Regions from separate parts of the Homo sapiens genome. Here region 2 is linked to region 1. The links are chromatin contacts, found by Hi-C or POLR2A ChIA-PET in ENCODE. All regions are on one chromosome and are shown on one strand. The core of a region is the stretch at or near the end of the contact, and the rest is flanking DNA. Distances in the headings are between cores, read along the strand shown. Region 1 overlaps PLEKHA7 (pleckstrin homology domain containing A7). Region 2 overlaps PLEKHA7 (pleckstrin homology domain containing A7).

Region 1 (6,269 bases), core at 1,913-4,412:
TAGAATTAAAAAAAAATTCTTTTATACTATGAAGGTCATATAACTGCATTACATAAAAAAATGGGATAATAGACAAAGGGGAAAAACAGCCATATTCACTTCACCTTAATGTATCTTCTGGATTTTATAGAAGAGTGGGGAAATAACATTTATTTTATTTTAATTAATTTATTTTTAAAATTTGAGACAGGATCTTCCTGCTCTGACACCCAGGTTGGAGTGCAGTGGCATGACCATGGCTTACTGCACCCTCGATTTCCCAGGCTCCAGATATCCTCCCACCTCAGCCTCCCAAGTAGCTGGGACCATGGGTGTGTGCCACCACACCCAGCTAATTTTTGTATTTTTGGTACAGATGGGGTTTTGCCATGTTGCCCAGGCTAGTCTCAAACTCCTGAGCTCAAGTAATCTGCCACTTTGGCCTTCCAAAGTGCTGAGATTACAGGCGTGAGTCACTGTGTCCAGCCCTGTCTTTTATTTATTTTAAATAGGTGTACATGATATGGCATGGATTTGACAGGGTACAAAGTAGTGAGAAGTCTTTTTACATAACATGCTTTTAGTCATATATATGATTTTGACTTTTTCAGTTAACATTGCGTTATCTTTTTATGTCTAAACATTTCTTATTCTTCCCCATTTTGAAGTTTTAAAATTTGAAAGCAATATATGCAAAGTATATTTATGAATTTTTATTCTTAAATAATGGATAGCAAAATACCAAATTAGTAACAGTGGTGGCATATTACAGTTAATTTTTATTATGTATGCTTTTATTTTCTAAATTTTCCACAAATAAGCAGTAATATTCAGAGAAATATGCAGAAGAGATATGCATAATCTTAGAATTAACATTTTGGCTTATTTTTATCCAATATTCATTCCTTGCATTTTGTAAAGATAATTGAGATTATATTTTATATATGATGTGGTTGCTGCTTGGTTTTCATTTAACACAAAGATCTGTTAAGCTTAGATTCTTTATAAACTTTATGTTTAATGGCTGTACAATGTTTCATCAAGTATAAACACCTTATTTTGCTCAACCATTACTTCATAGTTTCCAGTTTTTGACTGTAAAAATAATGCTGTGATGGACAACTTCAGAAATAGTCTTTGGAAGTACTGACCCTGAAAAAAATCTGTTTGGAGCTTAGAGGAGCTATATTCCCAATGGATGGGTACAGAGCAGGCACTCAGATGTTGCTTGTGCATGGAGAATGAGGTGACATGTGTGAAGGAATGTTCTGTAAATGATTTCAATAAATGATAGCACGTAAGAATAACAAATGTTTTAAGCCAATGAAGGCCTGTCAAGAGGGAGCCCAAAATGGACTGCAAAATCGAAACCTGTCATACTCTGATAGCTTGAAGGTTTTTGAGAGGGTTCTACAATTTTGGCTGTGAAAGATCTGAGGGAAAGATAGTGATTTGCAGAATTGTACAGCAGGAATGTAGAGCAGGCTGTATCTTTGTACCATGTTGAAGAATGAAGTTGCAGCGATCCTTTTCCAGTCTCTGAAGGAAGAGAACATGGCAAGAAGGACAAAAACTGAAAGGCCTGTTTGCTGTCTGACTGTGTGCTGCCCCAGGTGGCTGCTGAAACTAAATCAATTTGTGGAAGGCATGGAAGAGTTTTCTTAGTTTGATTATGTCTTTTGGAATTGAATGGGCAAATAGAATTTCTTTGAAAGATGTCTCTATTTCTGCCTGGAGGACTCTGTAATTTGGACGTTGTGAGAAGAGCCTATCTTTATTTTGAATTTGGAACCATTGACTCCCCTTTCTTTATGCTGTGAGTTATTTATATGCCAAGAAGCACAGTGGAGGCCTTTTCACCTTCTCATGACTTTAAGAAATACAGGAAAACAGCATTCTCTACAATCCATAATCCCTGAGTGTTGGCAACAAAAAAATGAAAGATATTCTAATGTAGGCGTCTGTGCAATGGTGATGGGTTATGGATGGTCAATGAGAACCTTGGCTGCCAGTCCTGGGAACTGATCTCAGCCTTCCCTGGGACCCTCTGGATGAGGGGATCCTCATTCACCTAACTGAGCAAACATCCCAAACATGCTCTGTTTGCCCATTTATTCATTCCATTCATTAATGTACTCATTGATTCCATTTGGTTCACTTCAGCTACTGATCACCTAATGTTATATGCCAGGCCGTGTGCATGGCTGTAATTATAGAGCTGTGACTAAGACCTTCCTTCCTTCCTGTTCAGTCAGGGTTCAGTAGCAGTAGTGAGAAGTTATTCTCGCTTTTCTAAACAGAAATGGATTTAATACAGTGAACTAGGTGTTTACATCATGATTGGAAGGGTGCAGGAGTAGGCTCTAGGCTGACCTTTGGCAATGATAACTAAAACAAGACTGTGAAAATGGCCCATAAGTAATTGTTTTCATTTTCCTTTTAATTCAACTCTTTTGAGCTCCCCTTGCCCTTTGCTCCCAACTTCTCTGTCCCAGATCTTAGGCTCTCTCCTTATGGGAAGAGCTGTTTCAAAGCATTTATGGATTGTAAAGTGTGAATAAGGGTGTTGTTAATAATAACTGTCACTTGCTGACTGTTTATTGTGTGCCCAGCTGTCTGCTAAGTCCTTTACCTGTGTTATTTCAATCCTCACATCTGTTGGGTAGTTAATATTATCTCTACATTGCAGAGAAGGAACCTGAAGCTAATAAAAGTTAAATGACTTGCCTAGGATAATTCAGCTAATAAGTAACATTTGAATTCAGGGAGTGTCTCTGTCCAGAGGTACTTGCAGTTTAAAAGACAAGCTGGGCCAAAGAAGATACACAAATGACCAATAAGCAAATGAAAAGATGCTCAGCATCATTAGCCATCAAGGAAATGCAAAACAAAACCGTAATGAAATACTACTTTACACACCCTAGGATGTTTATATTAAAAAGGACAGATACTTTAGAAGTGCTGGTGAGGGCGTAGAGAAGTGGGAACACTGATGCACTGCTGGTAGAAGTGTAAAATGGTGGAGCCACCTTGGAAGCCAGCTGCACGTTCTCAAAAGGTTAAACGTAAAGTTACCATATGAGTCATGAATTCCATTCCTAGGTATATACCCAAGAGAAGTGAAACCATGTCCACCTACACAAAAACTTGTACGCAATTCATAGCTACATGATTCATAATATCCTCAAAGTGAAAACCCAAAGTCCGTCAACTGATGGGTGGATAAATAAAATGTGGTGTGTCTATATAATGGAATATTATCTGGCCATAGGAAGGAATGAAGTACTGGTACATGCTACAACAAGAACGCAACAATGAACCTTGTAAACATTATGCTAAATGAAAGATGCCAGTCACAAAAGATGACCTAGTGTCTAAGCCTATTTATATGGAATGTCCAGAATAGGGAAATCCAGAGAGATAGAAAGTGGATTTATGGCTGCCTAGGGCTGGAGCTGGGGTGATCGCTAGAGAGTATGGGACTTCCATTTAGGGCAATGAAATGTTTTAAATTTGATTGGGGTGATGATCGTATAACTCTCAGTATACTAAAAGCCATTGCATTGTATACTTTATTTTTATTATATTTTGAGACAAGGTCTGGCTCTTCTGCCTAGGCCGGAGTGCACTGTGTGATTTCCACTCACTGCAACCTCCACCTCCTGGGTCAAACCATCCTCCCACCTCAGCCTCTTGAGTAGCTGAGACTATAGGCGTGCACCACCATACCCAGCTAATTTTTTTGTATTTTTTGTAGAGATGGGGTTTTGCTATGTTGTCCAGGCTGGGCTTGAACTCATGAGCTCAAGCTATCTTCCGGCCTTGGCCTCCCAAAATGCTGGGATTACAGGCGTGAGCCACCATGCCCAGCTACACTGTACACTTTAAGTGAATTGTTTGACATGTGAATTCTATCTCAATAAAGCTGTTCCTTCCCACCCCCGAAAAAAGAGAAAAGACATATTGGGAAGGATAATGCTTACCTAAATAAATGAGTTGCTAGTGGTGGAATTTAGAGGAGAAAGGATAAACCCCCATGCAGTTTTCTCAAACTTTTGGCTTATATTAGTTTGTCTTCACTATAGTAAAGTGAAAAAATGGATTTAATTTAGCACAAAATTAAATATTGAGCTCTCAGCCTATTGTCTGGCTGGTGAGCCTAGAGCTGATTTATTTTTTCTTCAGCTCTCTGCTTTCCTAGACAGCTTTTTTCCATTTTTCTCTAAGGAGTATATATTATTTTTTATAAGTAGGGAACCAAAAATGTTTCATAAAATATGTATCCCATTGGGTCATACAAAAAGAACATCATGGCTGGGTGCAGTGGCTCATGCCTGTAATCCCAGCACTTCGGGAGGTCGAGGCAGGCGGATCACCTGAGGTCAGGAGTTCGAGACCAGCCTGGCCAACATGGGGTGAAACCCTGTCTCTACTAAAAATAAAAAAATTAGCTGGCTGTGGTGGCGGGCGCCTATAATCCCAGCTACTAGGGAGGCTGAGCAGGAGAATCATTTGAACCTGGGAGGTGGAGGTTACAATGAGCTGAGATCGCGCCACTGCACTCCAGCCTGGGTGACAGTGAGACTCTGTCTCAAAAAAAAAAAAAAATAAAAAATCATGACTTCCACATGTTATGCCACTTGAGGTAGTTAGAGATTTTCTGTCCTAGAAAAAAGATTTTTTGGGGGAAAAAAGTGAGAGATCTCATGAGTGTTTGTCCATGAACTGAACTGATGTTGGAATTGAGCCATTCCTCAAAGCCTCCTCCCTTTCATCCTCTCATTTCTTTCTTGCCCTTTGAGTTTGTTCAAGGACCACCCAGTTGTTAATGATCACAATGTTGTATACAATTTTGTGTACAATTTTATTTAAAGGGAAAAGATCTGGAAGGCAGTGATGAGTGCTTATGTCAAGTTGAATAAATGCAAAAGGAAGAAATATAATGGGGTGTCTATGCTGTAGGTCATTTGTTCCATTTTATTGTCCAAGTATAATTGCTTATGCCAGAATTTCATAGTCTACTTGTAACCTAGTAAAACACCTCATGAAAGTTACAAGGCATTAACAGAATGAAAATTCACTCTAGTGTCTTCCTTTCCACCTGAGCTAAGGACAGACTGAACCATGCATATATTTTTTTAAACAAGATTTATGGATCAGTGAAGTGAAATTTATTGAGTTCCAACTGTATGTTTGAGAGCAGAATTTGCTGCCATGCAATCAGAGTAAAGCTGAGGATTTACAGCCTGTGAGAGCCTTAAATGTGTAGAGTTATTTTCCCATTACACATTAGGTTAGCAACTTGGAGTGTGACCTGGATTTCTCTGGCTGGACAGTGACATGCTCTGGGGCTTAAAGGCCTTCCCATTAACTATGTGCATTTGTGTTTGTCTGCAAGTAAGGTTTAGGCACCCTCCCAGCTAAAGGGGAGAGAGATGAGGAGCAGCACCACCAAGTGCCTGCCCCCCACACCTTATCCAGGTGAGCTCACTGACACTTCCCTGCCTACCCCTAGCACCTGGGCTCCCTGCTGACACCTGGGACCAGTAAGAGCAGGCCAAGAACAGCTCACAAGTATGGTATAAAGCTCAAAGAGCAAAGTTCAGTTCATGCCCTTACCACTTATAAGGGATCTTTGCCTTTCAGCAAATCACTTATCCTTCTAAAGGTTTTCCTGCCCTATAATGGAAATAATGCTATCTACTATACTTGCTTGTGATGAATATTAAATGAAAATCATATGGGAAGTACATAGCACAGTGCCTGAGACATAGCGGGCCTTCAGTAAAGATCATTACCTCTTTCCCAGTCTGCTTTTCTTGTTTGCTTTCCCTTTCCCAGGCCTCATTCCTACACTGAGTTGGCAGAGAAAATTACCCAGTTTTCTCCACTCATAATTAGAAGTCACCTGTTAGTATTTTTATTAACATATTTTCTCCTTTATGCAAAAGTTTTGTTTTGAGATGGAGTTTCGCTCTTTTTGCCCAGCGCTGGAGTGCAATGGCGTGATCTCAGCTCACCACAACCTCCGCCTCCCAGGTTCAAGCGATTCTCCTTCCTCAGCCTCCCTAGTAGCTGGGATTACAAGCATGTGCCACCACGCCCGGCTAATTTTGTATTTTTAGTAGAGACGGGGGTTTCTCCATGTAGGTCAGGCTGGTCTCAAACTCCCGACCTCAGGTGATCCGCCTGCCTCAGCCTCCCAAAGTGTTGGGATTACAGGCGTGAGCCACCGCGCCCAGCCATATGCAAAAGTTTTGTCTATATTGAACACATTTCCCCAGAGTAAA
Region 2 (6,269 bases), core at 1,215-3,714, 45 kb before region 1:
GATGGGGCTTAGGTGGAAGGCATGGCTTCTGTGTAGTGGTGAATGGTGGGGAGGAGCACAAAGGAGGCAGATGGGGGGGTTACACTGAAACAGATAGACAGATAAAGCTTGCTAAATAGAGATGGGGAGGGGGTAAAGAGAGTGGGAGTTGGGCAGCTTTCTGGGGGATGGAGTCAACATGAGCAAGGCTTAGAGGTAAGAAATCCAGTGTATGGAGTGACAAGGGGTCTGGGTTGTCTGAGTGGACAGGCACAAGGGGAAGCAGAAGAAAGATTCACATCTTAAATGGCTTGAATGCCATGCTGAGAAGCAATGACGTCCTGCTCCAGGGATGATGCTGAGGAGGCCAGAGAGGTGTCTCTATAGACCTGAAACCCACAGGACCTGTGTTGAGGATGCCCTGGAAGCGGGAAAGTGGGCAAGGGCTTCACGGAGGTGGCTGTGGGAATCCTGGAGCTCATGATCAAGTTCTGCTAAAGTACTTCCATCCATGTGGGATGTGAGAAAAGAGCTTCTTGCTTCAAGCTTCTGTGCTTTTCATCTTCTCCAGCTCCTGTGAACTTGCAAGAGAAGCTGAGGGGTGTCTGTGTGTGTGTGTGTGTGTGTGTGTTCCTCCTTCACTCTGTGTGTGTGCACATGTGTGTGCATGTGGGGTGCGAGTATATATGTGTGCATGTATGTGTGAACACATGTATTTGTGCAGATACCATCTTACCTATCTATTCTTTCTTCCTCATCATTACTATGGCCTTACCTTCCTGATGTGAGGGAAATGGAGGGTGAGGCAATGGAGGACATTCTGATACAGTCAGGGGTGTGTGTGTGCTTCACTGACAAAAATTGTATTTATTGTGTATAGCATGATGTTTTGATAGCTGTGGAATGGCTATATTATTTAATGTATATAATATCTCGCATACTTATTCTGTGGTACAAACACTTAAAATCTATCAGCAATTTTTGAGTATACGATATATTGTTATTTACTGTACTCACCATGAGGTACAATAGATCTCTTGAACTTATTTCTTCTGCCTAACTAAAATTATGTAACCTTCAAGCAACATCTCCCAACCCCTCCACCCACCCCAGCCTCTGGTAACCACCGTTTTACTCTTTGATTCTATGAGCTCACCTTTTTTACACTCTACATGTAATTGAGATCATGCAGTATTTGTCTTTTTGTGCTTTGCTTGCTTTACAACATAAATTCCTCCAGGTTTAACCATGTTGTTTCAAATGATAGGACTTTCTTCTTTTTAAAGGCAGACTAGTGTTCCATTATGTATATATATGCATGTTTTCTTTTCTTTTTTTCTTTTTTTTCTTTTTTTTTTTTTTTTTGAGACGGAGTCTTACTCTATAGCCCAAGCTGGAGTGTAGTGGCATGATCTCGGCTCACTGCAGCCTCTGCCTCCAAGGCTCAAGTAATTCTCGTGCCTCAGCCTCCCAAGTAGCTGGGAATACAGGCATGCGCCACCAAGCCCGGCTAATTTTTTGTGTATTAGTAGAGACGGGGTTTCACCATGTTGCCCAGGGTGGTCTTGAACTCCTGAGCTCAGGCAATCCACCCGCCTCAGCCTCCCAAAGTGCTGGGATTACAAGTGTGAGCCACCGCGCCCAGCCATATTTGCTTTTCCTTTCTTTCTTTCTTTCTTTTTTTTTTTTTTAGGTGGAGTCTCGCTCTCTCGCTCAGGCTGGAGTGCAGTGGTGCGATCTCAGCTCACTGCAACCTCCACCTCCCTGGTTCAAGTGATTCTCCTGCCTCAGCCTCCTGAGTAGCTGGGATTACAGGTGCCTCTCACCATGCCTGGCTAATTTTCGTATTTTTAGTAGAGACGGAGTTTTGTCATGTTGGCCAGGCTGGTCTCGAACTCCTGACCTCAGGTGATCTGCCCGCCTTGCCCTCCCAAAGTATGAGGATTGCAGGTGTGAGCCACCACACCCAGCCTCTATTTTTAATTTTTTGAGGAGCCTCTATACCATTTTCAATAATGGCTGTACGAATTTACATTCCCACCAACAGTGTACAAGGTTCCCTTTTCTCCACATCCTCACCAATACTTATCTTTCATCTTTTTGATAATGGCCTCCTAACATGTGTGAGGTGATACTTTCAGGTGTGATTGTACAACCCAGTAGCTGAGAAAACAGTAGCCTAGTCAGTGGTCATGAAAGGTGTTTAAAAATGCCAGGTCCTGTGGGGCCCAGGCCTCTGTATTCTTTATAGGTTCCCAGGGGGTGCTGGCGCAGCTGCGTTTTGGAACCAGCAGCCCAGATGACCCAATCACTTTACCCTTTCACCTGGGGATTAGGGGCCTGCAAACTCCAAAGTTGGAATGAGAGTTTTTAAACTTGAAAATTTCTCCTTCTTCTTCCACTTTGATCAGTGGAGAGGAAAATACCTTACCGAGCAGAATGGTGGCCGAGGGAGTGTTTCCCCTAGGTTGTCTCTGTGGGGGAGGGGGTGTTGCTGGAGCCCGAGTCTAACAGAGTCTAACAGAAAGCTCATTAAGACCCACAGCAAGTTGAGGCCTGTCAGTAATGAGTACTTTTATGCTGTTTTCTACAGAAATTTCACTTCAAAACCTAGAGCCTTCAGATATCCTGATTTGCCATTCTAATTAGGTACTGAAGGAGGGCTTTGTGGGCAGGTTTGTGGCATCCTCTGTGCATACTGATTTTGCAAACCTCTTGGGAAACACTTAAAGTGAAATTCTTTGAACACATCAAAAAAGTCAGCATAAACAAACTAAAATCCCTGTGATTCCCAAACCCTAAAAATATTCTGTGACCAATTTCAAAGTCCCCCCCTCCCCTCCACTTTAAGGTTGGTATAATCCTGCCTGGTCATAGGGAGTGAGAAAGGAGGGTTTCACACGTTCGTTCGGGGAGAGGTCCCAGGGTTGAGGGTTCTGGTGGGTGGGGTGTCCAGTCCTCTTTAGGGCAGGTTATCCAGTGTCTAGATTGTTTGGGAGAAGGTGCTGGGAGAAAGGCCAGAAGCCTCAGCCTGGCTGGACATGGGCTGGCATGGACGCCATCTCTCCTGGCCAGCATTGCCCACCTTTAGGTCTCTAGCAGGAAGAGCCCAGGAGCTAGAAGCAGAAGCACCCAGACGGGGAAAGATCATGGGTGGCGCCACAGCAGGCTCCTGCTGCCCCCATGAGGAGAGGTTGGGAAAGTGAGTGGCTTCCCACTAAGTGAGGAGGAAACGACAGTGGAGGGCATCTTGCCTGTTTGTGTCTGTGGCTCCCTCATGAGCAGGCTGGGATTTTGAGGCTGGGAATGTGTTATACCTTAAAAGCAAAGCAAAGAGCACCGGTTACCTAGATGGGAAGGCAGAGCAGCAGTGTCCTTTGAGGCCAGAGAGTGAAAGTATGAGACTTTGTAGGACTTTTGTTCTTAATCAGGTCCCTAGCGGGCCCACTTCTTGGGCCCAGATCCCTGATGCCTTTGAAACTGCCATTTAATATGGCATTACTGCCTCCCAGCATTGGGACTCCTTCCCTTCAGATCTGCTAAGGACCTCCTAACTACTCCCTTCCCCTCATGTCCCCTCACCACCCCTCACCTCCACAGAGTGCCAGATATTCCTGGATCAAAGTTTTTATCCTGCCCCTGCTTAGAAACTTTATGGAGCTTCTATTTGCCTGGCTGATAAAATCCAGTGATCTAGCCCTCCTTCTCTGCCCTTCAGGCTTTCATCCATCTGTCCATCTGTCCATCTATCCATCATCCCTTACCAAGCACTACAGGACTTTGTGAAGAGGTATTGTCCTTAAGGAACTCTCAGTCTTTTGGGGAAGGCAGACAACAGTCAATTACAGGGGTTGTGAAATCACAGAGGAGAGACACCTGTGTGAAGGGTAGGCCAACACAGTAAACACACTATTACTGGCTAGTAGAATACACTAGATGCCAGAAAGAAACCAGTATTAGTATTAGGAGGAATAATGATAATGAAGCTTTTGCATTATATAGACCTACTTCAAATTAACCTTGATTAAAATATTAACTCTTTTGGGGCCGGGCATGGTGGCTCACACTTGTTATTCCAGCACTTTGGGAAGCTGAGGTTGGTGAATCACTTAAGGTCAGGAGTTTGAGGCCAGCCTGGCCAACATGGTGAAACCCCAACTCTACTAAAAATACAAAAATTAGCTGGGCATGGTGGCACATGCTTGTAACGCAGCTACTCGGGAGGCTGAGGCAGGAGAATTGCTTGAACCCGGGAGGCAGAAGTTGCAGTGAGTAGAGATGGTGCCACTGCACTTGAGCCTGGGTGAAGGGGGAAAAAAAAGTGAACTCCTCTGATCCTTAAAGTTCTTATCTGTGAGTTGGTTAAGGCTTAACAATAACATGAACTTCATAAGATTGTTGTTAAGGATTAACAATCATTAATGAGATAATGTATATTTGTGAAACATAGTAAATGCTTAATAAATATTGGTTATTAACGTTATTATCAGACAGAGAAGAAATTTTCTCCAGGATTCTTGGAGCAAAGTCACTGAAATTACAGAGAAAAACATCTCCAACAATTTGCTCAGCATGAATTCAACAAGTCTTACTAACCTGTCTGTTATGATGTACCTCACATACATAGAAAGAATGATACCAGCAGTCCAATTCAGTGAATGAGGTCTCCTGGGTGAGAATAGTGCCCTGTTTTGTCAAATATGGGTTTTTGCACATTGAATTTTTTTTTTTTTTTTTAAGGAGAAGAACTTTAATTTTTTTTTTTTTTTGAGACAGGGTTTCACACTGTTACCCAGGCTGGAGTGCAGTGGTGCAATCTCAGCTCACTGCAACCTCCGCCTCCTGGGTTCAAGTGATTCTCCTGTCTCAGCCTCCTGAGTAGCTGGGATTACAGGTCTGTGCCACCGCGCCCGGCTTATTTTTTGGGAGACGGAGTTTTGCTCTTGTTGCCTAGGTTGGAGTGCAATGGCATGGTTTCAGCTCACTGCAACCTCCGCCTCCTGGGTTCAAGCAATTCTCCTGCCTCAGCCTACTAAGTAGCTGGGATTACAGGCGCCCGCCACCACACCTGGCTAACTTTTGTATTTTTAGTAGAGACAGGGTATCACCATGTTGGCCAGGCTAGTCTCGAACTCCTGACCTCAGGTGATCCACCCACCTTGGCCTCCGAAAGTGCTGGGATTTCAGGTGTGAGCCACCGCACCCGGCCCACTTTAATTCTTTCAAGGTGGTTTGGTACAGTCATTCCCAAAGAGACAACATCAAAAACACCTGGGAAATGTCTTAAACATGCAGACCCTGAGGTTCTACCTTTCTTCCCATCCCCTAAACTTCTTCATTATTATATCTGGGCAGGGCCTGGAAATCTGTATTTTAAATAAGTGCCTCCAGTGAGTTTTGCTTTTATGCACTTTGGGAACCCAAGGACAGATCCTGGGACTCTGAGGCCAAGCCCTGGGCTTAGTTTCTCCTGGCACTGTCTCTGTCTGCCTGGATGATCTCCTGGTCACGAAGGTTCTTCGTGTCTCAGGGTTATCAGGTGTGAGTGTCTGATGAAATGATGAATGCGAGTACCCATCTCTGTGTGGACTCTGTAAATGTAAGGGATTATCAATACTCTTATTTATTGTAATAATCCCTCCTTCCCATTCCCATTTTCTTGCCCAATGACTTAATCAGAGTCACTCCAGTATAGCATTTATCTTTGAAGCCTGTGGTTGATTTGACAGGATTTGATATAAAATAAGGAGTAAGAGGCTGTGCTTTGGCTCAACAGCAAGTTCTCACTGCTAAAAAGCCTCTGATTCTGCCCTGTCTGTGTACTTTCCTGTATCGGGGGAGGGAGAGACTGTGCAGGTGTTTAAATTGGGACTTGAAAGCTTTAGATTTGTGTTGTCCAGAAAGGTAGCCACTGACCACATGTGGCTATGGAGCACTTGAAATTCAGCTAGTCTGGGTTAAGATGTGCTGTCAATGTGAAATACACCCAGAGTTCAGAGATTTAATACTAGAAAAAAAAAAAGTAAAGTATTGCAATAATAACTTTTATACTGATTACATATTGAAATAATATTTTGGGTTAAGTAAAATATATTATGAAAATTGATTTCACTGATTTTCTCTTTTTAAAAACCTAGAAGTTTCGAAATTGCGTATGTGGCTTGCATTATATTTCATCAGATACTGGTGCTTTAAGTGTTAGGTTAGCTTTGGGAGTCAGCTTAAAAAGTTTACAGGGTTTGCTCTGTTTTCAAATTCAAAAGGTAAATTTTACATTTGAAGTGGACATC

The links. Hi-C counts contacts between places; a loop is a spot of excess contacts on that map. ChIA-PET counts read pairs that join two places held with the same protein, here RNA polymerase II (POLR2A). Pooled maps may share reads with other maps.
Region 2: a map with no recorded cell type shows a loop between it and region 1 (3-fold over the local background). The contact joins two enhancer-like sites. A Hi-C loop is called at or near these places in 3 of 37 single-sample maps with no recorded cell type and 3 of 50 pooled maps. POLR2A ChIA-PET finds 5 or more read pairs at or near these places in 3 of 52 experiments (H1, K562 and activated T-cell).

What each region holds. Positions count from the first base shown.
Region 1 is chr11:16,899,169-16,905,437 of GRCh38, reverse strand. The region is part of intron 3 of PLEKHA7 (pleckstrin homology domain containing A7); the gene reads left to right. Among named protein-coding and RNA genes, the nearest start is that of SNORD147, 24 kb to the left of the region's middle. Within about 2 kb of position 3,162, at least 7 of the 41 ENCODE cell types and tissues checked have a DNase peak (open chromatin) inside an H3K27ac peak, as active enhancers do.
Region 2 is chr11:16,942,991-16,949,259 of GRCh38, reverse strand. The region is part of intron 3 of PLEKHA7 (pleckstrin homology domain containing A7); the gene reads left to right. Among named protein-coding and RNA genes, the nearest start is that of SNORD147, 20 kb to the right of the region's middle. RefSeq lists an enhancer at 3,201-3,440. Within about 2 kb of position 2,464, at least 2 of the 41 ENCODE cell types and tissues checked have a DNase peak (open chromatin) inside an H3K27ac peak, as active enhancers do.